Regions from separate parts of the Homo sapiens genome. Here region 2 is linked to region 1. A link is a loop called in an ENCODE intact Hi-C map of the cell type or tissue named here. Cell type or tissue: psoas muscle. All regions are shown on one strand. Each heading gives the region's core, and the rest is flanking DNA. Links, peaks and the distances in the headings are about the cores only. Region 1 overlaps ACTL6A (actin like 6A). Region 2 overlaps MFN1 (mitofusin 1).

Region 1 (15,979 bases), core at 22-8,021:
TGTTAGGTTGACAGTGATCTAATGGTTGTCAGTGTCATTGACTTTGAGGTTCATTTTATAACAGTATATGTAAAAAGATGAAGTACTAGAAAAGGAAAAATGTGAAACTCTAGAGCTATGGTGTCCAGTTTTGTAGCTACCCGCCACATGTGGCAATTTAAATTTAAAATAGATAAAAACATAAAACTCAATTCTTCAGTTGTAGTAGCCTCATTATAAATGTGGCTAGTGGCTGCATCAGACAGCGCAGATATAGAACATTTGCATCATCACAGAAAGTTATTGTAGACTGCGCTAGAGATTTCCTGAAATGTGGCAAACCAAAATATGTATTGTTGGTGATTTTCTTACAGATAGCACAACTTCTACTTTTATTTTTCAGGAAGGCGTGGTTTAAATTATATGAGTAACTTTTACATGAAGTTTATTTTAAATGCTCTTCATATTTTTTGTGCTTTGTCAGGTTTTAAATACTAACTCCATATTATATACTTCACTCATTATCAGTGATAGGTTCTTGGAGACTGCAACTTTAACTGAAACGATGTACAGTAGGTCCTTGAAGGACATTGTTTCAGGAAAAAAATTGGTTTTGTTACATGACATTTTGCTGAAAGTCAGTTTCCAAGGTCATATTGATGACATTAAATGAGGACTTACTTTATCTTATTTAAACCCAATTCAGCTTATCACCCACATACTGCCTAGATTTTGAGTAAATTAATTTGCTTAAAGCATAGTGCTAATAACTACTATGTTATTCAAAAAAGGCTTTGAGTGGCTATGAAAATCATACTTTATTTTACCTTTATTTCACCTGGTAACCTAGTAGGCATGTGATGTTTCTAGGACAATAGTAGTATAAGTTTGGGATTTTTTTAGCGCAAATACAATTCCACCTTTCGGGGAAGGTAATTGAATTGAAGTATATTTATTGCAACAGTGATAACTGTTTTTAGTGAAGTTTCTCCTTTTAACTAATGAGATACTTTTGCATTCCATTTTCTACTTCAAAATTTAGATGATTTAGACATTTGAAGTATGTTTTAAAAATAGGAACTTACCCACTAAAACAGTTTGACATTTAACTTTCTGATGCATACATGCAAATTCAAAGTAAATACACTGCTTATAAGTAGTAATTTATTTTTATTTGGGAAGGGCTTAGCATATGTGTTTTGGAAAAGCTCCCATGTGCTTCTGATGCTTACCTCTGCAAAAGAGAAAAGTAGCAATAATTTTGGCGAGGAATATGTTCAGAGTTTATCATTGTCTGTCATAATCATAAAATAATTGTCTAATTTTGAATATCCTAACTTACAGATAAGCATTCTTTTTCAAAATATTTGTAATTTTAATTTTTGGCTGGTGGTTGCAATTAATATTTCCAGATGAGCATTCTTTGAATATCCTAACTTACAGATAAGCATTCTTTTTCAAAATATTTGTAATTTTAATTTTTGGCTGGTGGTTGCTATTAATATTTCCAGATGAGCATTCTAAGATAAAGTCATTATAAAATGTACTTCTAATTAAATATTGGCAGCTATCTGCCAAAAAAAAATTATGATTTTTAGAATGATTCCTTTAAGTTAGTGGTTCTTAAAACTTTGTACACATTAAAATAATCTTGGGAGTTAAAAACCATGCCTGCCAGGTACAGTGGCATGTAGTCCCAGCTACTTGGGAGCCTGAGGCAGGATTGTTTGAACCCAGGAGTTTGAGGCTGTGGTACGCTATGCCTGTGCCCGTGAATAGCCACTGCATTCCAATGTAGGCAATATAACGAGACCCCGTCTCTAAAAGTAACCTTGCCTGGATCCCATCCCCAGACATTTTTATTTAATTGCCCCTAGGAATTTGTGTTTTAAAAGCTCCTTAGATGAGTTGAATGTACAGCCAGGATGGAGAATTGATGGATTAAGCTATTAGTTCTATATAATAGTAAAACATTTCCAAAAAACGAAAGGGAAATTGTAGTAGAGCACATGGTTATATTTGTAGTTGTATTTAAAACTTTTGGAAACATATGGAACTAATTGATTTTTCTTGTATTTTTATCCTAGGGTCTCTATGGCAGTGTAATAGTGGCAGGAGGAAACACACTAATACAGAGTTTTACTGACAGGTTGAATAGAGAGCTGTCTCAGAAAACTCCTCCAGTAAGTTCTGTTTGTTCTTTAATGGTATTCTTCAGTCATATATTTCCTCACTGATGGTGTAATTTTGTAGATAAGCGTCCATTTTTCAATAGATACATGATATTTTGTGTGTGCCTGGTATAGTATCACTAAAGTTAATATCCTTTAATCGTTTTCCTAGTTGACATCTATTAGTTTCTCTTAAATTATTTGAATCTCATTTATTAATATTTAAATATGTATAGTCTGCTAGGCACTAGTCCCTGCACACCAAGGGCTCAGTCTACTAGGATGGTTAGACATGCAGAAAATGATGACTGTAACATGCTCAACAATTCAGTATGTCATGAACGAGGTGCTGTTGGGAACACCAAGAAGCCACTACTTAACTCTCTAGGAGTATCAGAGGATAGCCTCCTGAAGAAGCTATAGTTTGAATGAATAGTTCAACTCATTGCTAATTTATGAAAGGATATCTAGATGGAGGGAATAAAACCATTTACAAAAATACTAAGAGAAGACAGGTATGTTCCAGTAATTCAAAGTAGTTGGCTTCTAGTCTTTACGTAAGTGGGGAAAGCAATATGGCTAGAAAGATGGATTAGTTTCCTAGAGCTGCCGTAACAAAGTACATGTTAGTGGCTTCAAACAACAGAAATTTGTTGTCTTATAGTTCTTGAGGCTAGAAGCCTCAAGGTGTCAGTGGAGCTATGCTGAATCTCTAGGGGAAAATACCTCCTTCTTCACAGGATAAAATCTAGCAGTGGACTGATGAGCTCATGTTTGTTTTAAAAAGATCAGTGGGTATATTATAATAACTTTTAAAAGAATAGAAAAACTCGGTTTGAGAAGGTAATTTATATAGTACTTCGGTAACAGAATGACAGTTATAATCTTTTAACTTTAAAATTTCTATCAGCTGGGCGTGGTGGCTCACGCCTATAATCCCAGCACTTTGGGAGGCCGAGGCAGATGGATTATGAGGTCAGGGAGACCAGCCTGGCCAACATGGTGAAACCCCATCTCTACTAAGAATACAAAAATTAGCTGGGCCTGGTGGCGGGAGCCTCTTAATTCCAGCTACTCGGGAGGCTGAGGCAGGAGAATTGCTTGAACCCGGGAGGTGGAGGTTGCAGTGAACTGAGATCACACCACTGCATTCCAACAGAGCAAGACTCCATCTCAAAAAAAAAAAAAAATAACAAAAATTAGCCGGACACGGTGGCACGTGCCTGTAATCCCAGCTACTTGGGAGGCTGAGACAGCAGAATCGCTTGAACCCAGGAGGCGGAGGTTGCAGTAAGCCGAGATCATGCCACTGCATTCCAGTCTGGGTGACAAAGCAAGACTCTGGCTCAGGAAAAAAAAACAACAACAACAAAACTTCAAGTGCTTTTTTTGTAAGGTGTTCTGCACTGAAGATTACATTTAAAAAACCTTATTAGTGGTTACATATGCCCTAACAATATCTATAAATCTGTATATTTAATAGTCTTTTAGCTTCCCATATAAAATAATGTTTTACGTGTGCCACATTTCTATTATTAAAAGTGATATCTAAATATATAGGCACACAGTTGACATCTGCCTTGTATTTTCTAAATTCTTGGAGATCTAGAGCATACCTGAATTATAATACTAATCATTAGATTGATTGATTGATTGGAGATTTATTTATTTATTTATTTACTTGAGATGGAGTCTTGCTCTTGTCCCCTAGGCTGGAGTGCAGTGGCACGATATCAGCTCACTGTAACCTCCGCCTCCTGGGTTCAAGTGATTCTCCTACCTCAGCTTCCCAAGTAGCTGGGATTACAGGCATGTTCCACCACACCCGGCTAATTTTTTATTTTTAGTAGAGATGCAGTTTCTCCGTGCTGGTCAGGCTGATCTCAAACTCCCGACCTCAGGTGATCCACCCGCCTCGGCCTCCCAAAGTGCTGGGATTATAGGCGTGAGCCACTGCACCGGTCTATAATACTAATGATTAGATTTCATAGAAAGTCCCTGAATAATGAATACAGATAAGCATGGCCCAAGCTGTGGTCAAGGCCAGTTAGAAACTATCCTTGTCCTTTAGGAGGTGATAACAATCTCTGAAAGAACAGGAAAAAAATTCTATTTAATAGTTACCAATCTTTCTTACCTACAAAAACCCATGTTTACCCTATCCCCAGTACCTTCTACCCACCCATATCCCATACTCTACCCACCCTTGCTGCACACATACTTATTTCACTTTGAAAAGCCCCAAAAATATGTTCATTTATAGAATAATAGGAAGATGTCAACAACTTGAGAACTGTCCCCAGAGGCAGATTCCTTGGTAAGAGAAAGAAAAAAACCTCTTCATATAGGAAGTGAGATATAGGGGATAGTACTGTGCAATAAAATTGTGTTATCAAGAGAAAATGAGAGTCAGAACAGAAGCACTAATTTGGAAGGAAATAGTATGAATAAAAAACTAACCTGATATCTGATGGTTGTGTTTTTATTTAGAAGGGTTGGGGTGAACTAAGGAGGGATTAGGATAGCATGAAAGCCTAGAAAGGAAGCAGTTAGAAGGTTGGGGAGGACTACAGAAAGGGAGACAGATTGGGATGATAATTAGGTTGGTGTTGGATGAAATGAAATAATAAAGACTTAGCACAGCACCAGATTTATAGTGTTAGGTGTGGATTTGCTATTTTAGGATAGAAATTGTGAATGCTATACTTCAGTATGCAGCTTTTTAAAGTTTGTATGTTTTCTCATCATATAATCGCATGTTAAAAGCCATAATCAAAGTACTTTTAAAAGTCTGTACATTAGTCTAACCTATGCTTGTTATCTTGGCTATTTCAAAATTACCGTATTTTAATCAGTGTTTGAACCACAGGGAGCCATTATGAAGTCTGTCAAAATTGAATTTCCTGGCTGGGTGCAAGTGGCTCATGCATGTAATCCCAGCACTTTGGGAGGCTGAGATGGGCCGATTGCTTGAGTGCAAATGTGAAGACCAGCCTGGACAATATGGCGAGGAAGACCCTGTCTCTATTTGAAAAAAAAAAAAAAAAAAAGAATTTTCTAAGTTGAGTCACAAGATTTGATTGTACTAATGCATATTCTTCTATTTCAGAGTATGCGGTTGAAATTGATTGCAAATAATACAACAGTGGAACGGAGGTTTAGCTCATGGATTGGCGGCTCCATTCTAGCCTCTTTGGTTAGTAGATGAGCTACTTTGCAAAAATATTCTTACTGAATTATACTAAATTTAGTAAAAATACAAAAAATAATTCCAGTGCTTCATTTGTCTGTGCATTTTATAACTGTCAAATGAGTGGAAGACCTAATGGAATAACCAGTTTTATGTGTTCTGATGTAACAAAATGCCTCTGCCTAATTAGTGGACATTTGTCAGCCTAATTTCAATGTCCCCTCTCAAACAGAGGTGGAAATATGTTAATGTATGCATGCCTTTTCTAATAATACCCCCATTGGCACTGGTCAGGGCTTGTCTGGAGTGCATTTAAAATGAAAACATTGCTTCTCAAGTTCTGGTCATTCCCCAGTCTGCAGTGAGATCTACAGTGAGGTCTAGGAAGTCAGGAATTGGTCTTGGAGCAAATGGTGAAGTCATGGTGCGGGGTGTAAGATGTTGCTTGGACTACCATCTGCCTTGAATAAGGACAAAAAGTCCTTGTACTTTTCTGCATCCTGGACTTAGAGCATTTCTCCCCTTATATACAGTTTATATACTTATATCTATACTGTATATATAGTTACTTATGTATATACATATATACTGTATATATACAGTTTATATACATATATATGTATACTGTATATAAAGGGGGAGGATGCCCTTTACCTCAGAGCAACAAAAGTAAATGTCATTAAGTACTCATTCAAGCCTTCTGACAGTTTCTGTTATTGCCTTAGGTTGGCATCAAGCCATCACACCTAAACCCTCAGTCTTCCTTGCCAGATATTTTCTAAATCCTGACAATGTAACAGATACAGAAGGACTTAGTATTCTTTTTAACCATAAAGGCAAGGCTAAATAGTGTGTTTGGATGGTTCTGGAGGAGGGCAGAAATAATCGAGTACTATTTTGGGGGACGGGACTCTTAAATGAATTATTCAAAGTTTAGGAGTTACGAAAATAAGATATTAAAAAAAACGCTGGTGCAGTGGCTCACACCTATAATTCCAGCACTTTGGGAGGCTGAGGCAGGAGGATCACAGGTGCCCAGGAGTATGAGACCAGCCTGGGCAACATAGTGTGAGACCCCATCTCTACAACAATTAAAATTAGGCAAGGTGGCATGCCCCTGGAGTCCCAGGCTGAGGTGGGAGCATCCCTTGAACCAAGAAGTTCGAGGTTGTAAGCTACAATCACGCCATTGCACTCCAGCCTGGCTGACAGAGCAAGACCTTCTCTCAAAAAAAAAAAATTTTTTAAGCCATTTCTAGTAAGAAGTAAGGCATAATTATATAAATTTCTTTCCATTTTACAGGGTACCTTTCAACAGATGTGGATTTCCAAGCAAGAATATGAAGAAGGAGGGAAGCAGTGTGTAGAAAGAAAATGCCCTTGAGAAAGAGTTCCCAAGCTTCTACCTTCCTTTTGTCACCTTACGTTTCATAGCTTTAGTATACTCAGGAAAAGAATGACCATCTTTTGTAGAATGTTTATACATTTTTGCATATTTCAATTTCCACTTAAATTTTTTAAAGCTTTAACTGGCTCTATAAATTAAGTTTGTGCTTTCCTTGAAATGCACTTATTCTTATTACAAGCATTTTATAATTTTGTATAAATGTCTATTTTCTCTAAATATTTTGCTTTCAGTAAAATGCTTTCCAACTCTGTTTAGTGTATTAATTACCAGTGGATTGGTAGAACTGCTTTTTATTGACTAGTAAAAGTTACTGCCTATGCTTTTTACCTTAGGCTTACAGAATTAAATAAAAATTAGCCATTCCAGAAATATATTTTGGACTGTTGTGCACTGTGATTACTACTTTAAGGACTAAATGTATTTCTCATTATTTTGAATCAAAGTCCTCCGTTTATTAACAGCAATACCCACATCCTCTTCATAGCCTATTAACAACAGAGGTAAAACTATTATTCAAATTCAAAAACTACGGTATTGCCTTTGCTGTGGCAGTTACCATCACCTTCACACTCTAAGGTAGCAGGTGACATTTAAAGCCTGCTTAAATGTCAGAATTTATAAAGTGGGAATCTCATCTGAACTTTATACCTGATTTTTAGAAGCAAATTAGCTTCTACCAAATTAGCTAATTAGCATGCCATATTCACACTTAGAACAACTGATTAGTAAAGTCACTTGACTAAAAACAGAATTTCTTTATAAACCACTTAACATATTTACTCCTGTACACAGACTATTCAAGAAAAACAAAATGGTAAATTTAATAGTTCAGACATCTTAGACAAGACTTGACTTTTGGGCTTCAGCAAGATGTGGAAACTTTTTTAAAAGAATTTTTGCTTTCTTTCTCTCTAAATTTTCCTTCCGTGCTTTGATGCGGGCTCGTTTCTCACGTTCCAGTCTAGAATAAAAAAAGCGTAACAGCAATTTATACAAAAATATTTCCTTGTTATTCAATACTATCAAAATATGCATAAATCAATTACATCAAAGCTTCAAACATGCCAGTCCCTGTATTTGGTGTGTTATATATATTATTAAACTTGAATAGTAATCACTGTAAACCTACACAAGTCAAGAGCATCTGAAACCCTATACCAACTATCCCTATTTCCTGACTAGAAAGAATGTCCAGATATTATGAACCTGTAACAAATTGGGCCTTAAGTTCAATCCTCATATGACTAAGCATCATCTCTTAGCAGAGTGTTATTCTGTGTATAGGGGAAATGATAAGCTAGAGTGAGTACTATTTGAAAGTAGGGAATTCCCATAAGTCTCAGGATATCTCTCATGATGCCAAAAATAAATTCTTAGGCTCTGGCTAGACTTACTATTCTTTAAATGAGTTTGTTCCCACACATCAGTATCCCAGGGTATGACACATTTGCTGCATAAATTACAACATAAATTACTTGACCTGTAGGGTCAACTTGGGAGTTGTAAAAATTGAAAATGAAAAAAATCCTTGCATACCAAGCTCTATTTGAATTGATATCTTACAGGATATTGGTCAATAGAAATAAGTTTATATAAAATACAGCAATAAAGATGTACTGCTGAAGTTATTACAAATGAGGTTTTGGGGGGAAAAAAGACAATACAATATGCCAGTGCTATGGGAGAGGTCATAGAAAATTGAGATAACACGTATTACAGCTGGATGAAGTAAAAAATATGCACATATATAGGAAAAAAAGTATAAAGGCTGAACAAAGTCAAAATGAGATTACCCATTCTATTCATCAGTCTTTGCTCCAACTAAATTTTGACCATTTACAAAAACAAAGACCCATCTGAAAGAATAAAGGTTTGCTATTCTTAATATTAAGATGATGATGCTACATTCTGAAGGTGAGGCTTAAAAAGGTAGTTTCAAAAACAAAATCATTAGAATATGTATAAAACCTGTAAAAGTGATACTGGATTGATACATTCTCATACATTATTTTAAAAGTTATGTCATGGACAGGTGCAGTGGCTCACGCCTGTAATCCCAACTTAGGGAGGCCGAGGTGAGAGGATCACGAGGTCAAGAGATCAAGACCATCCTGGCCAACATGGTGAAACCCTGTCTCTGCTAAGAATACAAAAATTAGCCAGGCGTGGTGGCACATGCCTGTAGTCCCAGCTACTCAGGAGGCTGAGGCAGGAGAATCGCTAGAACCCGGGAGGTGGAGGTTGCAGTGAGCCGAGATCGCACCACTGCACTCTAGCCTGGCAACAGAGCAAGACTCCATCTCAAAAAAAAAAAAGAAAAAAAGTGATTTATAACTTCACCCTGTATGACTAAGGGACAAAAGGATCAAACAGCACAACCCTGGGCTTGGAGCAATCTCAGAGAAAAAGTGGTCAGATTTCTTCAGTTGCTTAGCATCTCAACTAGGTCTTAAATGTGAATAGCAAAGATTTAAAAGCTGTAGCAACAGAAGAAGCAACAGTGGAAAATAAGCAAGGAACACTTAGGAAACAAGGCAAGAGTTCTGACTTCGATGAAAGGTAGGTAGCTAAGACTTGCAGGAATACTGGGAGGAAAAGAGTTTAAGATTTTGTCCTGTAGACAAGAAGCTGTTGTATGTTTCTGAAAAGGCCTGATGTGATTAAAAAAAAAAAAAAAAAGTCTTGAGGAAAATTAGCCAGGAAGCAATACTTGATTGGACTGGAGTCAAGAAGTTCGGTAATTCAATTTGATGAAGACACAGACTGCACTAGGGCAAAGACAATGGGAGAAGAAAAGACAGATCCTGGAGACATTCTGCAGCAAGAATTAAATCAAGGACTGATTAAATATATAGCAATGGTGATGAAAAAGATGACTGACGGTTTAGGGCTAATGTAGACTGGATGTACTACAGATAAAATGAGAGGTAGCTGGTTCAGTAGGGAGATGAGTAATTTTAAATGTGATTCTAAAGTACACTAAACACTTTAAAGCCAAGGTTAAAGATACATTCCATTCCTATTTAAATTGTTTTTAAAAATTTGTTTTGGTATGAAAATCGGGGCGGGAAAATCGGTTTCTGAGGAACTTGCTAAAAGTAGAACGTATTATTCAAGAGTTGTTAAAAGCTGTGGTTCTTGTGCTGCTATCGTGCTGCTATGATTTCCCCTTTAATTTTCCAGCTGCCTTCCCAGCCTTGAATTCTGATTTCTAGCACCTTTAGCCAGGAGCCCTTCGGTTCCTCTGCCCTGTCTCTCTCTGGAGCCACAGCAATGGGAGTTGGATAGCACCCTTGGCCCAGGAAACCATAAACTAGCAATACTTTTCCCTTCTAATTGCAGTTTTGGGGATTAAACTATATCCTCTGGCTTTGTCTCCTTTTGGATATGGCCCAAGTGTTTTAAAATAGCTCTTTAAAAAAAAATCTTAAGTTTGTATAGTTACCAGTGAGTGGTTCATGGGAACACTGCACTCCTCTATCATAACAGAAGCCCTATGTTCTCCCTGTTCAATGATAAACCTAATGCAGGAAAAATGTGCTAAAGGAAATATTTGGAGATCAACATTCTGCAGGACAACATGAGTTTAGATATAATATAACAGACTTCTCTTCCTAGCGCCATTTCTTTTCAACAGCCTTGCAATAACATGAACTCACATTGTATGCAACTGAATTATTTGGACCTTCATTTTAACATAACAGTAGAAATTTTTCCATTTACATATAGATACAAGAATAGAAAGGCAATAAAACTTTTGAAAGGATACATACTACAATGTTAACAGTGGCTATTTCTTTTTTTTTTCTGTTTTTTGAGATGAAGTCTCACTCTGTCGCCCAGGCTGGAGTGCAGTGGTGCAATCTCAGCTCACTGCAACCTCCACCTCCCAGGTTCCATCAATTCTCGTACCTCAGCCTCCTAAGTAGTTGAGATTACAGGCACATGCTACCATGGCCGGCTAATTTTTGTATTTTTAGTAGAGATGGGGTTTTGTCACTTTGGCCGGGCTGTTCTCAAACTCCTGACCTCAAGTAATCTGCCTGCCTTGGCCTCCCAAAGTGCTGGGATTACAGGCATGAGCCAACACGCTTGGCTGACTGTGGCTATTTCTGAAGGTGAGCTTATATATGACTTCAATTTTCTTTTTTACCTATTTTGTTTGTTTGTTTGTTTTTGAGACGGAGTCTCACTCTGTCACCCAGGCTAGAGTGCAGTGGCGCGATCTCTGCTCACTGCAAGCTCTGCCTCCCGGGTTCACGCCATTCTCCTGCCTCAGCCTCCCAAGTAGCTGGGACTACAGGTGCCCACCACCATGTCCGTCTAATTTTTTGTATATTTAGTAGAGACGGGGTTTCACCATGTTAGCCGGGATGGTCTCGATCGCCTGACCTCGTGATCCACCCACCTCGGCCTCCCAAAGTGCTGGGATTACAGGTGTGAGCCACCGCACCCAGCCTGACTTTCCTATTTTTTATAATACTTATGTAATAACAGAAATTAAAATTTAAAGACAGCTTAAGCTTTCTTTATGTCATCTGGTATGATATATGACCATATGTCATCTGGTATAAAGATAATATGTTTTATTAAAGGTGCTTGTGCTCACCTGAGAAAATGGTCCACATAAGGCAAGGCAAAGAATCGTTTCCTATTGTATCTTTTATTTAGGTGCCAAGGTATAACCCACTGCTTGAACTTGTGCCTGCCAATAAAGCAAAAAGTTATTTGCCTTAAAGAAAACATTTAATACATTTTCACTTTCCTAATTTACCTCAAAAGGGTTAGTCCAAATAAAAATTAGTAGAAAATAAAACATAAACATTTTTAGTGAGATGCTTTGGCAATTTCTCTTTTCTGTGTTGGACTTAAACCCCATTAAAAGAACCTACCGAATGAGTTATGAGTTAAGTGGTATAATGTCAAGAGTACAGGGAAGGTCTCTAACCAAAATGCCTTCCCCATTCTGCCTACGTTTAAAAGTCTAATGATATTTCATCTTGGTTGTTCAGCCCAAAGGTAAATAAACCTCTTTCTGAGGGGAGGTTTATTTACCTTTGGGTTGAACAGCCTCCCCACCGAAGGAGGTTTATTTACACCAGGTCTTCTCAGTTATTTACACCTCAGCATGAAGGCTGATTACCAGATCCTTTCCCAAAGGCTGACAAGACTCTGGGATTTGAATGTAGGAGAAACAAGGAGGTATAAAAAATAAACTACTTCATAATTTGCCCTAGGGCTTATCCTGATGGCAGTGGGAGCAAACTGAAACTGGTTCATGTGACATTCCCTGAGACTTTAAAAAAAATAGTTCCAGGTTCTCAATGTGCAAAGAGGGCAGGTGTGTGTCCTGAAGTTAGCTTCATGGATTTTATACCTTCTGAAGTGATATGTGTACATGTACATTTTTCTGAGGAAACGATCCCTAACTTTCATCAAATTCTCAAAAGGCCTTGTGATTCATATAAGACTAAGAACCACTACAATAAAGACTTATAGGTAACTGAATCATAGGAATGGGATGTCTGGGCTGGTTTTACCAGATAAAGCTACCTTCATTCATATCCTCCTTCATTAAAGTCCAAAGGGGTGTGGGGCCTCTTCTTTTATTAGACATATCTCTAATATTATCTCATATGGTACAAATTTTTTTTTAAAAGATATTGGGCAGGGGAATGAGGCATGGATTTCCACTCTCATCTTAGAAGAGCCACAGTGTTAACTACATACCAGATGATTCTTCCAAAGATGTCTCTTCTCCAAGCACCAGGTCTAGCTCTTTCTTGACCAGTCTGAAGAAGCCTTAGGGCATCTTCTCTTTCCTGGACAACTTTATCTAATGCATCCATGGAATCTACTACCTGAAAAGAGAATAGAAAGATACAATTTCAACAATCATCTACTACAAAATTCCCAAAAAAGAGAATGTATAAACACTTCTGCTACAGAAAACTTATGAATATTTATGCCAAAGAACCACTCTGTTAAGTATTTCCTAAAAATCTTTTTGGCACAAGTATGTCTACATGGGTGTCTAGATTACCACTTTCTGTATTTTTTAAAAAGCTTACAGTTTTAACTACAAATATATTTCCATTAGTTTTGTTTGGAGTGAGATACACTTACATAGATTCCTTTTGGAGACCCAATTTGATTCATGTTATTTCAAAACTCAATGAGCTAATAAGAAGTGATAATAATTTGCTATTTTCATTATATTAAAAAAGACATGTTCTGGTCTCAACTAATCACTGTGTCCTTGACATGCAGACACAGATATTGTGGCCTGCTTGGTAGCTGTTGCTACTACAGGGAAAGGAATAGCAGTCCATCCAGATATGAATCTCCAAAGATTTATCAAGATGCAAGATGATACTATTAAACTTCTATTTATTTTTACCTCTTTAAGATTTCTATTGTTTTATAATGTATATATTGGCAGGGTTTTATACATATATATATTTTTTAGACAGAGTCTTGCTCTGTCACTCAGGCTAGAGCGCAGTGGCGTGATCTTGGCTCATTGCAACCTCCACCTTCCAGGTTCAAGCAATTCTCCTGCCTCAGCCTCCTGAGCAGCTGGGATTACAGGCACCTGCCACCACACCCGGCTAATTTTTTGTATTTTTATTAGAGATGGGGTTTCACCATGTTGGCCAGGCTGGTCTCAAACTCCTGGCCCCAGGTGATCTGCCCACCTTGGCCTCCCAAAGTGCTGGGATTACAGGCATGAGCAACCGCACCCGGCCTTCTATTTGTTTACATATAAATATTCATATGTTGGGGATTGTAATGTGAGATGGGCCAAACTTTTTCATAGTCCTAAATACATACTGAGAGCCATTTTATGTGTATGTCCCTTAAGCATCACAACAGATATCAAATACTGCATAAGCACATTTGTTTCTCATAAGAATCCTCAAAAAAAGCACAGATTATAATCCCCCAGGTAGCTATGAGATCTGAAAAAGATATGAAAGCCACAAATTTAGATAAATTACTTCATAATCAGTTTTGTTTTTGTTTTTTGAGACAGGGTCTAGCTCTGTCAGCCAGGCTGGAGTGCAGTGGCACGATCTTGGCTCACTGCAACCTCTGCCTCCCAGGCTCAAGCAATCCTCCCACCTCAGCCTCCCAAGTAGCTGGGACTACAGGCATGCACCACCACACCCGACTAATTTTTGTATTTTTTTGGTAGAGACAGGGTTTTGCCATGTAGCCCAGGCTGGTCTCAAACTCCTTGGGCTCAAGTGATCTATTTGCCTTGGCCTCCCAAAGTGCTGGGATTACAGACGTGAGCCATTGCACCTGGCCCATAACCTGCTCAGTTCACACTCAGCACTTCTGCTATCCTCAACTTCACTAAATGCCTTACAGTAGCTGAATTCACATGCCTTCCTCTTAACTATTTTATTTTCTACAAAATCCCTGAAAAAGAAATGATGACTAAGACAAATTCTATTTTGAAGACAAGCAAACTTAGGAGAGTAAAGGGACCACATTGATAAGGGCTTTATATAAAACTCTCTAATCTTTAGAAATTTTTAGTAAAGCTGGTTGTTCACTAACTGCATTAAAGAGTTTGCCTAAGCAAGGGTAAGACTTGAGGCTTCCAGCTGAAATCCAGTGTTAGCTCACAAAGATAGAAAGTAAATGGCTACCAAGTCCACAGAATTAACATTCAGAAGTTCATGCCAAGAAATGTGAAGGAAAATCAAAAGTATTATTTAGATATACCTTATTGAAAACAAGTCAACCTCAAAGAGCCTTCTTTTCTATAAGTTTCTCAGTGCCAGGAGCGTCAGTTGAGAGAATATAAAATAGGACTGTGTTCCAGGGTAAGAGTATACACTTCTCTTTACAGCCAAGAATTAACATTACAGAGTAGCCCTTGAAACACATGTTTTTAAAAGAGACAAAAAGATACACTTGCAAAATTATAATCAATCTTTCAACATTTGCCTTGTTTCTGTATTTCAAACACAAGGGGACTAACATGTCATTTATTTGTGTGATAAATAGATACTAATACTCTGAAGAGAAGCACATATAGTGAGGGTCATTTATCTCAAATGGATAGTTAATACTTTAGTTACAATCATAGCTAACTATTGTGCCAGAATTATATAATTTCTCCCTTAATTTTTATATTATTCTCTAAGTAAAATTTGTCTGTAATATGCTTCAACTGGATATCAACTCACATCAGTGATAAGAATTATATCCCAATTATAATTCTTTTCTCTTTTACTCTTCCTTAAACAGTTCCAAATCTTCGGTTTCTATCTTATATTGAGAATTTTTTTTACATTTTTGCTTAATAAAGTTTCCTTAGTAGTATGTCACAAAACACTGGAAACACCAGATGTATATGAAGTTTGAAAAAATTATGGTCACTTTCAGCTTCTCTGGAGTAAACTTTTATTATTTTGGGTTCTACTGATTGAGAAAGTGCAGTACATATAACCTACTGGGCTGAAGTTCACCTCTGAAATACATATTTAAAGCAGATAATCCACGGTTGAAGTTCAAAAGTTCTGTAACAGCACCATTATAGCAAAAGCTTTTTCATCAAATAACGTGTTCTTTATAAAGCATCCTTACTTGTCAATGCACTTTTTATTTTTTATTTATTGAGACAGGGTCTTGCTCGGTCACCCAGCCTAGAGTTTGGTGGTGCAATCGTGGCTCACTGCAGCCTCAACCTCCCAGGCCCTATACTTTTAAAAAAGTTCAATGTCAGGAAACACAAAGACTGAGTCTCCAGATTAAAGGAGACTGAAGAGACACATGAAAATTCATGATGCAGAATTTTCTTTTGCCATAAAGGACACTTGGGATAACTGACAAACTCTGAATAAGATCTGTAGATTACAGCTAACAGAACTGTATCAATGTTAATTTCCTGATTTTGAAATTTACATAGTGGTTATATAAGGGAATATCCTGGTTTTTCTGAAGTTTTTATAGATAAAGGGATGTCATGTGTACAACTTACTCTCAAACATTTGAGAAAAAATACTGTGTATGGAGGACTGATAGATGCATAGAAGGATAAGGTAAATGCAGTAAAACAGAGCAATCTGGAGGGTATATGAGAATTCCTTCTACTATTCTTGTAATTTTTCTGTGAGTCTAATATTATGTCAAAATAAAGATAAAAGAAAAAAATGTTATATAACTCAACTTTCACTACATCAGAATAACCTTCTCCATAATTAGGGTAAATCA
Region 2 (15,979 bases), core at 4,106-12,105, 220 kb before region 1:
GTGGGCCAAAGTGCAGCCTGATTATTAATGAGCTACAGCCATATTTCTGTCCAGACCCCGGCATGTAATTCTTGTTAACCCTATGGGGATGGTTTCAGAACTACTCTTGAGGATCACTGCAAGGCTTCATGAAATGTCCAGAAAGATAAATCTTAAGAGAGATCCTAGGCATCCTTGCAGGATGTGGTATATTGGCAATAGAAGCCAATGTTGAGCTAATGAAGGCAAGAAGGTTCCCTGGGAAGGGAGTTGGGAATGATATCCATAACATAAAGAAAAGTTCTTTCCCTCTTATGCTAAAGGAAAGAGGTAAAACATATGCCGAAAAGATAGGATGCTTTTGCAGTGAACCAAAAGGCTCCCAGTGATATCTGGGACTTGGGTTGACTTAATGGAAAGCAAGTCCCTGAAGTGAGTGTGAGTTCTTTGCATTTCAGAGCCATCAAAAGTGTCCTTTTTCCTATGACTGCATAACAGATTACCCAAAACTTAGCAACTTAACAGCCATTTTATTATGTTCACTGATTCTGTGAGTCAAGAATACAGATAGGGCACAGCGGGGATGTCTTGTCTTTGCTCCATGGACTCTGGAGCCTTAACTGAGAAGATGTGAAGATTGGGGTGGCTCAACAACTGATGGTTGAAATGATCTTAAATCTTCACTCACATGTCTGGGACCTGGGCTGGAATGATTCAAAGACTAGGACTGTTGAGTAGAGCACTACTCAGAGCTCTCCATTTAGCTTGACTTCCTTGCAGCACAGCAGACTCGGGGTAAGTGGACTTTTTACATGGCAAGGCTCCAAGTGCATATATTCCAGGGAACAAGATAGAAGAACCTGCATTGTCTTTTATGACCTAGTCTTGGAAGTCACCCAGTGTCACTCATTTTGTTTTTTTTTTTTTTTTTTGAGACTCAGTCTGGCTCTGTCGCCCAGGCTGGAGTGCAGTGGCGCGATCTTGGCTCACTGCAACCTCCACCTCCTGGGTGCAAGCGATTCTTCTGCCTCAGTCTCCTGAGTAGCTGGGATTACAGGGGCCCCCCCACCACACCTGGCTAATTTTTTGTATTTTTAGTAGAGATGGGGTTTCACCATGTTGGTCAGGCTGGTCCCGAACTCCTGACCTCAAGTGATCCACCCACCTTGGCTTCCCAAAGTGCTGGGATTACAGGCGTGAGCCACTGCGCCTGGCCACCCACTGTCACTTCTGATGTGCATTATTTGTTGAAGCAGTCACAAACCAGCCCAGATTTAAGGAGATGGGATATTAGACCCCATCTTGTGATAGGAGTAGTGTTGCAGAATTTTGACCTGTGATTTCGAATTGCCACAAAAAGCAAGAAAGAAAAGTTGAGGATACTACTGTGAGAAAGGTGGGATTTGTCTTCTTGCACTTTATTTTTTCTGAAATGTACATTGCTAGTATTTGTGTAAGCCAAGTGGTTAATCTTTTCATAAAAATGCAGTCTTAAGAAATCTTAACAAAATTTGGATTTTAAAAAAGTTGATATTAGACCCAGTGAAAGAACTACTTTTTTTACTGTTATGTTTTGTTTTTCATGATTTTGTATATTCTTCAGGACAAGCAGTGGGAAGAGCTCTGTTATCAATGCAATGTTGTGGGATAAAGTTCTCCCTAGTGGGATTGGCCATATAACCAATTGCTTCCTAAGTGTTGAAGGAACTGATGGAGATAAAGCCTATCTTATGACAGAAGGATCAGATGAAAAAAAGAGTGTGAAGGTATGATCTTTAACCTTTAGCAGAATAATATACCTGAAACAATGTCCTGAACTTATTCTTTAATAACATTTTTATAAGATGTCTGCATCGCTGACATCTTATAAAAAGAACTGTTAATATTTTTCTTTTTTTTTTTAGACGGAATTTCGCTCTTGTCGCCCAGGCTGGAGTGCAATGGCACAATCTCGGCTCACCGCAACCTCTGCCTCCCGGGTTCAAGCGATTCTCCTGCCTCAGCCTCCCAAGTAGCTGGGACTACAGGCGTGCGCCACCACACCCGGCTAATTTTTGTATTTTTAGTAGAGATGGGGGTTTCACCATCTTGGCCAGGCTGGTCTCAAACTCCTGACCTCATGATCCACCCACCTCGGCCTCCCAAAGTGCTGGGATTATAGGCGTGAGCCACTGCACCCGGCCTTTTTTTTTTTTTTTTTTTGACACTGAGTCTCACTCTGTCACCCGGGCTAGAGTACAGTGGCGTGATCTTGGCTCGCTGCAACCTCTGCCTCTTGGGTTCAAATGATTCTCCTGCCTCAGCCTCCTGAGTAGCTGGGATTACAGGTGCGCACCATCATGCCCAGCTAATTTTCGTACTTTTTTTTTTTTTTTTTTTTTTTATTAGAGACAGGGTTTCACCATGTTGGCCAGGCTGGTCTTGAACTCTTGACCTCAGGTGATCCATCCGCCTCAGCCTCCCAAAGTGCTAGGATTATAGGCATGCGCCACCACACCCGGCCAAAAAGCACTGTTAATATTTCTAACTTTGAAAGCCATCACTAAGTATTTTGAGTACTCTAAATTTTTTTTTCACTTCATAACTAAATTAGTGAAAAAATAAAACTTGTCCTTAATTTAAAGGTATATTAGAATTAACAAGTTTTTTAAATCTACCCTTCCAGTGAGACTAACATTATTTTAGTTATTTATTTGTTTTTAGATGGAATCTTGCTCTGTTGCCCAGGCTGGAGTGCAATGGCACGATATTGGCTAGCAACCTCCACCTCCTGGGCTCAAGTGATTCTCCTCCCTCAGCCTCCCGAGTAGCTGGGATTACAGGCATGCACCACCACACCTGCCTAATTTTTGTAATTTTAGTAGAGACTGGGTTTCACCATATTGCCCAGGCTGGTCTTGAACTCCTGACCTCAGGTGATCCACCTGCCTTGGCCTCCCAAAGTGCTGAGATTACAGGCGTGAACCACCACGCCCGGCTGAGACTAACATTATTGAAGTGTATCATTGCTGTTTAATCGTGTATCATTGCTGTTTAATCTCAAATTTGTCCCACCTTGGCCTCCCAAAGTGTTGTGGTTACAGACTTGTGCCACCATGCCTGGCCTCCGATTTGTCTTTTTGAAACAGAATTGCTTAAGAAATTGGGCCCTGGCATCTGTTTTTGATATGTATCTGTGTTTTTAGAAACTGTCTTACCTCAGGATTATGTAGTAAGTATATTTATGAATAAATATTTTAACTTTATCAGATGAGGGCCAATGGCAATTCCCTACCTTTCATAAATTTCTCAATTCAGTGCCACTCCTTCAGCCAAAAAAAAAAAAAAATAAAAGGAAAAACAAATTAGGATGCAAAATGTTGACTCTGGACTGAAAGCAGTTAGTTAAGGCACTGTTTCTCATTGTGGTTACTTTCTCTTGAGTCTAAAGATCTCTTCCACAAACACAAAAGTTCAGTGCTTGATGATCCATGCTATTTTATTTCTTGGTAAAGTCATGGGTGGTTCTTCTTTGTGAATTTGCTCTTTGATGTAAATCAGGTAACTCAATCTGTAAGTTTTAGAATAAGCATACCCTTCAGATTAGTTATTAGAAAAATGAGATGATGTTTATGAAAATACTATTCAAGGCCGGGCACAGTGGCTCACGCTTGCAATCCTAGCACTTGAGCTGGTCGGATTGCTTGAGACCAGCCTGAGCAATATAGTGAGACCCCATCTCTACAAAAAATACAAAAATTAGCCAAGCATAGTGGCGCATACCTGTAGTCCCAGCTACCCGAGTGGCTGAGGTGGGAGGATTGGTTGAATCTGGGAGGTTGAGGCTTCAGTGAGCCGTGATCACTCAGCCTGGGAAATGGAGCAAGACACTGTCTCGAAAAGAAAAGAAAATACTAATCAAGCTTTTAATTCATATAAATGAAGGAATCACTGTTGTTTTGTGATTAAGATTTTTAGCAAATCAAAATTCAAACTTCTCGTGACTTCAGAGTCTCAAAGTATGCTGTTATTTTAAAGAAATCATCTCTCATTTTCCTGATCCATGCTCTTCCAGTCCTCTTCACACTCTTTTCCTCCTCCTTATTTTAGATTCAGGGGTTGGTTACATGTACAGGTTTATCACATGGATGCATTGTGTGATGGATAGGTCTGGGCTTCAACTGAGCCCGTCACCCAAATAGTGAATGTAGCATTCAGTAGTTTTTCAGCTCTTGTCACCTTCCACCTTTACCCCTGTAGTAGCTCCCAGTGTTTATTGTTCCCATCTTTATTTCTGTGTGTACCCAAATGTTTATCTCTCACTTTTTTTTTTTTTTTGGAGACAGAGTCTTGCTCTGTTGCCCAGGCTGGGGTGCAGTGGCGTGATCTTGGCTCACTGCAACCTTCACCTCCTGGGTTCAAGCAATTCTCCTGTCTCCGCCTCCCGAGTAGCTGAAATTAGAGGCACGTGCCACCATGCCCAGCTAATTTTTGTATTTTTTGTAGAGACAGGGTTTCATGATGTTGTCCAGGCTGGTCTCAAAACTCCTGACCTCAGTTGATCCACCTGCCTCGGCCTCCCAAAGTGCTGGAATTACTGGCATGAGCCACCGCCCCCGGCCTAGCTCTCACTTTTAAGCAAGAAGATGCAGTATTTGGTTTTCTGTTTCTGCATTAATTGACTTAGGATAATGGCCTCCAGCTCCATCCATGTTCCTGCAAAAGACTTGATTTCATTCCTTTCTATGGGGTGTTAAAAGCTATGTAATTTTAACCTGTTTTAATAATGACATTTCTTCTAATGACATTTCTTCCATATGACTAAGTGATACACATTTATTTCAGTAGAATCAGAAAATACAAATAGGCAAAAAGAACAGAGACTCCAGAACTTATATACTTCACAAAATCAGTATCAGGAGTTGCTTAGAATTCTGTTGCTGGAGTTCTTTTTGAGGGAACCATTTTTTTTCTACTTGGAAATTTAAAAATTCAGGTTCTCAAGATTGCTCAGAAGGTTTTATTTCAGAGTTTTACCTTTTATATACCTGTTTTGCTAAAATAAATGTACCACAATGTTTTTAATTTTTATTGAATTTTATTACAAGTGGAGTTTATTTTTTTCTTTTCCTCCTGCTTTAGACAGTTAATCAACTGGCCCATGCCCTTCACATGGACAAAGATTTGAAAGCTGGCTGTCTTGTACGTGTGTTTTGGCCAAAAGCAAAATGTGCCCTCTTGAGAGATGACCTGGTGTTAGTAGACAGGTAAAATTACATGTGGATTGCATTTTCTCTGGAAGTTTATTTAATAGTATAATACTGCTTACTTTAGCATATGGTATAAAAAATTACAACATTCAGTTGCCATTTTGTTCTCATTAGCTAGATTAAGGAAGAGATATGGTATTGGTTTTATTTTATAAGTTACATAAAAGCACCAATTCATCACTCTGATTCCATTTCAAGAAATTTTAAGGATGGCCACTTTTTTTGGCCAGAGTGCAGTGCCGCAGTGCCACGATCTTGGCTCACTGCAACCTTCGCCTGCCGGGTACAAGTGATTCTCCCACCTCAGTCTCCTGGGTAGCTGGGATTACAGACACACACCAGCCACCTCACCTGGCTCCATTTTGTTTTTGATAATGGATTTTCCTTTTAAATGGAAATGAGTGTTTCAAGTAATCCATAGAAACAGAGGAGAGAGAAGATGTTCATGACACCAAGATATTTGGTTTAAATACAATGTTAACTAGTTTAGCTTTATTTCATAGCCAGATTGTATCTATGACCCAGTCAGTCAAGATTGACAGTTGGATAGATACAAGAAAATATGAATGAGATCTAGTATTTGGTACCAAAATGGGTAACGGTAGTGAAAAATAATTGATTTTTATTTATTTTTTTGAGACAGAGTCTCACTCTGTCACCTAGGCTGGAGTACAGTGGCGCAGTGTCAGCTTGCTGCAACCTCCCCCTCCGGGGTTCAAGCCATTCTTGTGCCTCAGCCTCCTGAGTAGCCACCACGCCTGGCTAATCTTTGTATTTTTTGGTAGAGACGGGGATTCACCATGTTGGCCAGGCTGGTCTCAAACTCCTGGCTTCAAGTAATCCCCCCATCTCAGCCTCCCAAAGTGCTGAAATGACAGGTGTGAGCTGCCGTACCTGGCTGAATAACAATTTAATTGTACATTTAAAAATAACTAAAAGAATATAATTGTATTGTTTGTAATACAAAGAATAAATGCTTGAGGTGATAGATACCTCGTTTACCACGTGATTTTTTTTTTTTTCGGAGGCAGGGTCTTGCTGTGTTGCCCAGTCTGGAGTGCAGTGGTGGGATCATGGCTTATTGCAAACTCCGCTTCCCAGTCTTAAGCAACCCTTCCACCTCAGCCACCAGAGTAGCTGGGGCTACAGGGGCATGCCACCAAGCCTAGCTAATTTTTTTTTTGTGTATGTGGAGTCAGGGTTTTGTCATGTTGCTCAGGCTGGTCTCAAAGTCCTGGACTCAAACTCCCGCCTTGGCATCCCAAAATGCTAGGATTATAGGAATATGCCACTGCACTCAGCCCCTGATGTGATTATTACACATTGTATGCTTGTATCAAAATACTTCATATACCTCATAAATATGTATACTTAATTAATATATACCCATAAAAATTTTAAATGAATAAATTTTTTAACTTTTTACAAATATTTATTGTTGGCAAATTCTTCACTGCAGCTCCTAGTACAGTTGGTATATTAAATTTATATTTTTTTATTTGTGTTTATAAGTGCTTAAATCATCTCTGAGCCATACTGGATATAGCTGCTTGAACCCTCATTGTTTAGTATCTATTAGCCTAGTTTTATATTTCAGCCATCTAAAGCATAAACATTAAAAAGATTGAAATATTGAGCATGTTATTTGCTTTGTCAAAGATCACTAAGTTAAAATTTCCTAGACTTCTTACAGATGACAGCTGGAAATCCTGGTTTTTAAACTTCAAATTATATATAAAAGCTGAAAAAATTCTGTAACCCAAATTTTCTTTTTAAGAAATATAATACAATTTTTATTTCACTCTCATTAGTCCAGGCACAGATGTCACTACAGAGCTGGATAGCTGGATTGATAAGTTTTGCCTAGATGCTGATGTCTTTGTTTTGGTCGCAAACTCTGAATCAACACTAATGAATACGGTAGGATTTAATCATATTATTGTGTTTCGATGGTAGGAAATGAAATGGTATCTGTTTTAATTCTGAAAAGCAAGGGAAATCCATATCGTGGATTAGAAAAAACTTCTAAAAACAGGCATGAATGAAGGGGTTTGTGTTTTCATAGAACCAGAAGGGCTGTTTCTAGTCTTTCTATAGTGTGTAGTTCCCTGGATTTCTCTAGCAGTATAGGGCTTGATGGTTCTAGCTTCTGGTTATTTGTCAGTCTCAGGGAAAATGAGTGCCAGAAATTTTAGGATGCTTATTTAAGTCTCTTGAATAAAGTATAAACCACTCCTTCCTTCTGCCATCTATCAGGCAAGGCTTTTTATATTTTCAGTATTGTCAGCTATTTCCAGCTTCACCAGAATATACTCCAGGTTTCAGCTTAACTGTGTACACTTTAAGCTGCTGTCAGACTTAGAAGATTATTTAGCCAGATGTCTGGAGCCAGACTCATCTGAAATAAACTTTCCAGAGTTTAGGTAATCTAATATTCAAAATTATAACATGATTTTTTAAAGTTATCAGTTTTTTTCATCTTTGAAAGTTTAATGCTCATAGAGTGCTTTGGGATCCTTTGTCAGTGGTGTTAATTACTGTTTAAATGGTTCAGACTTTCTCATTAAAATAAAATTTCAATTATAAATGTAAATTATAGTGAATGTACTGTGGGGTTTTTTTTGTTTTTCAGGAAAAACACTTTTTTCACAAGGTGAATGAGCGGCTTTCCAAGCCTAATATTTTCATTCTCAATAATCGTTGGGATGCCTCTGCATCAGAGCCAGAATATATGGAAGACGTAAGTTGTTATTTTTTTTTTTGTAGGTTTTGAAATACAGTCACATACATTGTTATTTGAGAAAACAATATTGCTTATAGAATAGAAAATTATAAGAGCTATTCCATGAAAAGAAGATAGTTAGAGAAAACCTGAAGTAGGTATGTGATAAAGACCAAAGTCTGAAGTTACTTTGAGGGAAAATTGTGTTATACTATCTAGTTATTTCAAAGCTTGAAAGTTCTTTTTTGTTTAAGTTGTTATTGAAATGTACATAACAGAAAAGTACATAAATCGTAAGTGATCCTTCCAGTTTGGCTTCCTAAAGTGCTGGGATGACAGGCCTGAGCCACCATGCCTGGCCAAATTTTACAAATTTAACACACCTGTTTCAAAATCCAGATCAAAAAGCAGACCATTCTGAACACCCCAGAACCTTCCTCTTACCTACCTCCTTCTAACTTCCCTTCTGTCCTACTTCCCAAGGAGAAATTATCCATTTATCATGACTTCTGACCCCCTAAATTAATCTTTCTGGTTGTTCAACTTTATATAACAGAATTATATAATACCTGCTCTTGCATCTGTTTTTGTTTTTATTTAACGTGTTTGTCATATGTGTCCATATTATTGTGCGTAGCATAGTTGTATTGCATTCCCATTGCTGTATAGTATTCCATCTGTGACTATACTACAATTGATTTATTCACAGTGATGGGCATTTGGGTTAATTTACTGTATTCAGTTATGAATGCTACTGTGCATATGCTTGTATATGTCCTTCTGGTATGCATATGTATGCATTTTTGTTAGGTAGTTCTCAGTGTGGAGGATGGACAGTTTTGACCTCAATGGGATATTTGGCAGCATCTGAAGATACTTTTTTTTTGTTACAATTGGGGTTTTGTGCTACTGGCATCTAATGAGTAGAGGTTAGAGATGCTGTTACACATGCTCTGACACAGAACAGGCCCCCAAGCAAACACTGGCCAATCCAAAACGTCAGTAATGCAGACGTCAGTAAACCATGGGTATATGTACTTAGAGGTAAAACTGCTAGATTACAAGTTAAGAATATGTTCGATTTTAGTAAATATATAGCACCAGAGTTCTCCAAAGTGCTTGGTGTCGATTTATACTCCTGCCAGCAGATTGAGTTTCATAAGATTTGCATCCTCAACTTTTTTTTTTTTTTGGCATTTTAGTCACACCAATTGTAGAAACTTAAAAAGAAGTATCTGGAATTTGAACTATAAATAATATTTATTTAATTTGCTTGAGACTATTTCTGATTTTAATAGTAGTACGAGATTATTATATGTAGAGGACAAGATAAAAATAACTTAAACTATCCCATCACTGTTCACATGATAAAATTATTTGCTTTCATTTTTCCCCAATTGGAATTTTGCATAACATCATGTTTTATATCCTCCTGTCATTAACTGTTGTCTTACAGTCTTGCTCTTTCAAATTGGGGTCTCAGAATTAGGAAGCATCACTCATAAATTATTTTTCCTTAAATATTTCAGCATTCCTATTTAGATTTATTTTTGCAAGTCTTAATATAGAGATCTCTCATCATAGCCATAATACTAAAGACTAGTACTAAATCCTAACTTCTAACCCTTAATCTTCACTTCAGTGCCCAAGTGGTAATCTTGAACCCAACATTGCAATTCTAATGCCTGGTTAATGCATTCTACCCAACCTTAACTCCCCAACCTTAACTTTGTTTTTTGAGACGGAGTCTTGCTCTGTCACCCAGGCTGGAGTACAGGGGCACGATCTTGGCTCACTGCAGCCTCCACCTCCTGGGCTCAAGCGACTCTCCTGCCTCAGCCTGCCCAGTAGCTGGGATTACCGGCACCTGCCACCACACCCAGCTAATTTTTGTGTTTTTAATAAAGACGAGGTTTCACCATGTTGTCCAGGCTGTTCTCAAACTCCTGACCTCGTGATCTGCCCGCCTTGGCCTCCCAAAGTGCTGGGATTGCAGGCGTGAGCCACTGTGCCCAGCAGAATTTTAAATAGATGTTCAAAAGACAGAATCGTTAAGAGAAAGATTTCCTGTCATCAAGTATCAAACTTCATTTATTAGAATTTCTTAAATTCATTAGTTATATGGTAACTTTTATTATATCACTGTGAATAAAGTAAGTATTGGTCTATAGTCGTTGGTTATTATATTTGTTTAAATTATTAGAATTCTTTTAATACCGTTTTCTCTGTAGGTACGCAGACAGCACATGGAAAGATGCCTGCATTTCTTGGTGGAGGAGCTCAAAGTTGTAAATGCTTTAGAAGCACAGAATCGTATCTTCTTTGTTTCAGCAAAGGAAGTTCTTAGTGCTAGAAAGCAAAAAGCACAGGGGATGCCAGAAAGTGGTATGCATTACCTATAGATTTCCTGTTTAAATATAAAAATATTTAAAATTGGCTGGGTGCGGTGGCTCACGCCTGTAATCCCAGCACTTTGGAAGGCTGAGGCGGGCGGATCATGAGGTCAGGAGTTTGAGACCAGCCTGGCCAACATGGTGAAACCCCATCTCTACTAAAAATACAAAAATTAGCTGGGCATGGTGGTGCACACCTGTAATCCCAGCTTCTTGGGGGGCTGAGGCCAGAAAATTGCTTGAACCCAGGAGGCGGAGGTTGCAGCGAGCCAAGATTGCGCCATTGCACTCCAGCTCTGGGCAACAGAGCAAGACTCTGTCTCGGGGGAAAAAGTATATATATATATATATATTTAAAATTATAAAATCAGTAGCCTACCAGAAAACATATCTTGCTACATACTAGGTTTTTAAATCTTTGCCTGTACGTTACAGGTGTGGCACTTGCTGAAGGATTTCATGCAAGATTACAGGAATTTCAGAATTTTGAACAAATCTTTGAGGTAGGAATTTTGTGATTGTATTGCCTAATACAAAACTCTTTCTTTGGTTGGAGAAAGCATAATCTTCTATTTTTATCCTTTGTCTTTGTCAATAACTTTTGCTGTTATTTAGTTTAGTTACTGACACAGCCAGTAAAATGTGGAAAGTGAAGAAAAGGAGCCCCTGCAAAATGATTTGTAAGAATTGAGAATTAAAGATTGTAATTTATTCCTTATTCTTATTTTTATGTATTTTATATAAATAAGAAACTGTGTTTCAATATTGCTGTGTTGTGCAATGAATGAAATTCCCTGTATTCAATAATTTGGAACAAGAGTAAACAAGCGTAATTGCTGTTGGAATGGATAATAGAGCAAAGTAAGCATTATCCTTTTTTACTTTGTGCCGCATGACTAATAGAAGTATACAAAACATGATTAATGCCATTTGACAAAATTTTATTATATTTATATACTGTGTTACCACATGTCCATTCTCCATATTTTGTGCCAAACATTCTAAATGAATAATTGAGTAGAAAAGAGCTTCAGCGTTTTCAGAAACTTCTAGGAAACTATTGAAGTGCCTGAGTGGTAGATGGGGAGGGAGGCTAGTTTCTTATGTTGCATTGTAAGTGTTTTTATTCAGAGACATTAAAACTCACCCTACATTTGACTGAATAGTTCTTTAGATATTAACCTTCTGAACCCCTATTTTGCCCTGTATAATTCATATCACCTTCCCACTTAGGAATGAACACAGTGACTTCAGCATTGAAGAAACCTCAGTCTGTAATTATTCTTATAAGTAGTAACTGCTTTAATGTAAAGGGGACATGAATGTTGAGTATACTTGGCAGGATTTTTAAAATAAAAAATGTGCTTACTATCTCTCATCTTTAATTTGGTGAGAGAAAAAAGGTTATTAGACAGATGAAGACAAACTGGAAGAAAGCAAATCCACTGCCAGCTATCTCGATAAGATCTAATTGTTCAGAGGCTACTGGATTATCAGTAGATGTCCTCTCAAGCCAAGCTATAGGATACGTGAAGTCCCCGTTACTCAAAGACTATTGTTTGTTTTTTTTCTTTTCCTTTTGCTTTCACCAAAGGGTTGATGCTCTCCTCACCTCTTTTTTCTCTTAAAGAAATGGGATCTCCCTCTGTTATCCAGGCTGGAGTGCAGTTGGGCAATCATAGCGCATTGCAGCCTCGAACTCCTGGGCTCAAATGATCCTCCCACCTCAGCCTCCTCTCCTCACTGTTATCAGTTATTTCATCCATGGGGAAAATATGTAGGGAGAGGATCTATTCTACTTCCTTGTCTTTATTTACTGACCTTAGTATATATGTGTTTTATGTATGTTTATCATTGATTTCTTCTAAATTATACATTTATATAATGTATAATTGTGTAATGTTCTGTTACACATTTATACTGCTTCCATATTGGTTCATGGTATAGCTTGTGCTTCCCAAGAATATCTCGTTGAGGAGGTGGGAATGAGAAGAATAAGATATGCTGTAGGGAATTGGTTCATAAGCCTAGCTGATCATCAGAATCACATGACGTGCTTTAGAGAACCACAGGCTCCTGACCTATCCTATCCCCAACCCCAGATCCAGGGGGTTGGGGTTGGTCTAGGAATCTATATACATATATATTCAAAGTTCCCCAAGTGATTGCAATAATCAGACAGACTTAGGAACTATTCTTTTTAAATGTTTTTAGAGGAAACTTGGCAGTTTATGTTTTATTCTAATGGTCCATTTGGGATTCTAAAATTTATGTATGGAAAAAATTGCTTATGAGCAGTAGCTTTTTGTTTTTACTTAAAGTCATGGAATGTCCAGCTTTAGAGTTTGAAAATTTTAAGTCTGAAATATCTAAAATGAGAATCAGTTAAAAATTATTTGAATTTTTCCAAACAATCAGCTGGGCAAAAAATATTATGTCTGAATGTATTAAAAAGAGACAAAACATTTTTTGTTAATTAATTACATTGAAAGTTTTAGTCAGCTTTATTCCAAAACTGGTATTTGTTACTTCTTAAGTCAGTTTTGGTAATTTCTGATTTCTTAGAAATTGGTGTATTTCTGAACATTTATAATTTAGTAGCATAAAATTGTTTGTTTTGAATCTCTTGTTTCTCACTTCTATATTTAAATATAAATATATATCTACATATACATACACACACAGACCCTTAATGGGTTTGCCAATGATTTATCATCCAAAGACACAGCCCCAGCTCTTATGTAATTTATCACTTAATAAATATCATTTTTGGGGTTTCATTCACTAAGTTCTTTTTTTTTTTTTTTTTTTTTTTGAGACAGAGTCTCGCTCTGTCGCCGCCAGGCTGGAATGAGGGAGTGAGTGCAGCGGCGCGATGTCAGCTCACTACAACCTCCGGCTCCTGGGTTCAAGGGACTCTTCTGCCTCAGCTTCCCTAGTAGCTGGGACTACAGGGGCACACCACTACATCCGGCTAATTTTTGTATTTTTAGTAGAGACGGGGTTACACAGTGTTGGCCAGGATGGTCTCGATCTCCTGACCTCATGATCCACCCGCCTTGGCCTCCCAAAGTGCTGGGACTACAGGCGTGAGCCACCGTGCCTGGCCTGTGTTCGTCTTTAACATTGTTTACGTTGAAGATGCATTGGTTTTTGCTTATTCTTAAAGAAAAGATTCAGGATTGTGAATTTGTGACTGCAGCTTTAGGCGTATCCCAAGGTTTTCAGTACTAGTTTAGTTTTTGTTGTTTTTGTTTCTAATTATCCTTTTGGCATTTCCTTATCAATATAAGACTTTTTAAAATTCAAGTGTTTTGATTCATTTTATCCAATTTTTGGTTACTAATTTCTTGGTTTCTTTGTGTTGTGGTCACATCATGTGGCTTTTACACACATTTTCTCTGTTTTGGGGATTTGCTTACTTTTTTTTGTAGTCGTGCAAGATTTTTTGTGAAAAGAAAAACTGTATCAAGTTCATCACCTTTATCAATTTGACCTGTGCCGTGAACTTCTTTAGATTCATTTGATTCAAATGGATCTAAGTATTTTAAACATTTAGAATACTAATTTAAGCAAGGCTTGAAAATTAAATGGAGTAAAAGCAATAAAAAAAATCAATATTAGCCTGGGCATTGGTGGCTCATGCCAGTAATGCCAGTACTTTGGGATGCCAAAGCAGGAAGATCTCTTGAGCTTAGGAGATTGAGATCAGGTTGGGCAAAAACATGAAAAGACTAAATCACATCTCTAGCAGGAAAAAAAAAAATCCAGATATGATAGCTCATGACTATAGTCACAGCTACCCCAGAGGCTGAGGTAGAAGGCCAAGAAGTTTGAGGCTGTGGTGATGGTGAGCTATGGAGGTACCACTGTGCTCCAACCTGTGTGACAGAGTGAGACTCTCTTTTCTTTCAAAAAAAAGGAAGAAAGGAAAATCAATGTTAGTCTGTCAATACATTTTCTTATTGTTTTAAAACTGTATTTGGAAAGTTTCAAAATGCATTTGGACTGCATTGTTCTAAAGGCAAGTTAGAAATCCAAATATCTTTTGCACAGTTATTTCACCATTAATTCTTACTAGTTTTGGTTGTATGATGGGAGATAGACGTATAAAAATAACTTATTTAAAATGTCAGTGGATTTTTTTGTAATGGACATTCCTGGATGATAGGTGAAATTTGAACATGAACTGTTTGTTAGATAATAGTATTGTCTCAATGGTAAATATTCTGAATACAATTGTTTTGTGATTGTGCAAATGTTTTCTTTCTTAGAAGACAAGTATTGATGTGTTAGGTAACAAGCTTGTGATGTAGTAATGACCTGTCAAAATGTTCAGGAAGGAAAATAATACATAAGTATATATAAAAATATATGCCTCTCTTTATATATATGGGGGTCATACATTTTATATATTCATTGCAAGACATGTATTATATATATTATATATATTTATTATATATTATATATTATATAATACATATATAAATATTATATATAATGTTATATATAAATATTATATATATATGCCCTCACACAGGAGAGAGAGTATCGAGCGCGAGTATGGAGGGAGGGGAGAAGTAAACAAAAGGGGCTGAATGTTAATATTTGATATATCTAGATGAAAGGTCTATTTCTTGCACTTTCTATTGAAAGTATATCAAAATAAGTTGGCAGTGATGAGTAGCATGTTAGGTGTTTGTAGGGTCTGTTTTCAAGGGAAATTGACAAGTTTGTTGGTTTTATGTTTTAATTACATATATAAATTTATATTATTAATGTATGATTAGAGTTCCTGATAAAATAAATCTGGGAACTGCTGCATATTATATATGTTCCCCATAGAGATTAATTAGCATATTAGTGTAGTAAGGATGCTGAGAAATAACTTAGAAGGGGAACTTTATTTAAATTAACACTTCCCATACTTATTTGGAGTAAAATGTTCTTTTTTCAAGGTACCTCTTAAATATCCTACAGATCAGTGGGAACACCAATGTGGGATTACTTTTTAATTGATTATTTTCTTCTCTATACTTACTCATCATTATATATTTTTGAATCAGACAGTAACTTATATTGCCTAATAACTTTTGGAGATCTTTTCTGTCTCGTCTAGCTCTAACACTGTGCTGTTATCTACAAATTTGGATCTTCATTGCTGATATCTAGATCTGCTTCATCGAGGAATATAGACTTTATTTTAATCTTTTTCCTTTTAAAAATATTTTTGTTTTTATAATTTTGCAGAAGTTAATTTGACACATTTATGAGGCATTTATTTAAAATAAAGTCAATGCATTATTTTAGTTATTAAAAAATAAGTAGTTTACAAATGTTCACTATTATGTAATTATTGGTGATTTTAAAGAAGAAAACATCCGGGTATGTTTTATCTTTAGGTGTGTACAGAACAGGAATGCTATAACTTCCTACATTAATTTTTTCAAAATCAGTGAAAATAAGTGATGCATAAATGAGCTTCACCATGGGAAAAAATGAAGCTAGGCAATGCAAGAAAGTAATGGCTTCAGAGTTAAATATTGACTAAATTAATTACCCTCATGTGCTCTATAGCTAAATAATCTGTTTTGTTTTCTCTACCTCAAACGAAATGCTGAAGAGGGGAGCTAAAA

Evidence for each region. Peaks named below come from ENCODE experiments on the same cell type or tissue, not always from the same donor. Only the 100,000 strongest peaks of a DNase experiment are listed, where the experiment ranks them.
Region 2: a loop joins it to region 1, with 2.8 times the contacts of the local background. A loop is called at or near these places in 5 of 110 quality-filtered maps.

Annotation. Positions count from the first base shown.
Region 1 is chr3:179,581,287-179,597,265 of GRCh38, forward strand. ACTL6A (actin like 6A) reads left to right here. Exons shown (of 14, transcript NM_004301.5): 12 at 2,067-2,162; 13 at 5,260-5,346; 14 at 6,644-7,121. The coding sequence ends at 6,724. It overlaps MRPL47 (mitochondrial ribosomal protein L47), which reads right to left. Exons shown (of 7, transcript NM_020409.3): 5 at 12,479-12,609; 6 at 11,358-11,453; 7 at 6,999-7,709. The coding sequence ends at 7,586. Among named protein-coding and RNA genes, the nearest start is that of MRPL47, 15 kb to the right of the region's middle. In psoas muscle, for the core only: no CTCF peak of the experiment used is centred there; no DNase peak of the experiment used is centred there.
Region 2 is chr3:179,357,258-179,373,236 of GRCh38, forward strand. MFN1 (mitofusin 1) reads left to right here. Exons shown (of 18, transcript NM_033540.3): 4 at 1,583-1,745; 5 at 5,101-5,225; 6 at 7,040-7,148; 7 at 7,861-7,968; 8 at 10,182-10,335; 9 at 10,779-10,846. Among named protein-coding and RNA genes, the nearest start is that of MFN1, 18 kb to the left of the region's middle. In psoas muscle, for the core only: no CTCF peak of the experiment used is centred there; no DNase peak of the experiment used is centred there.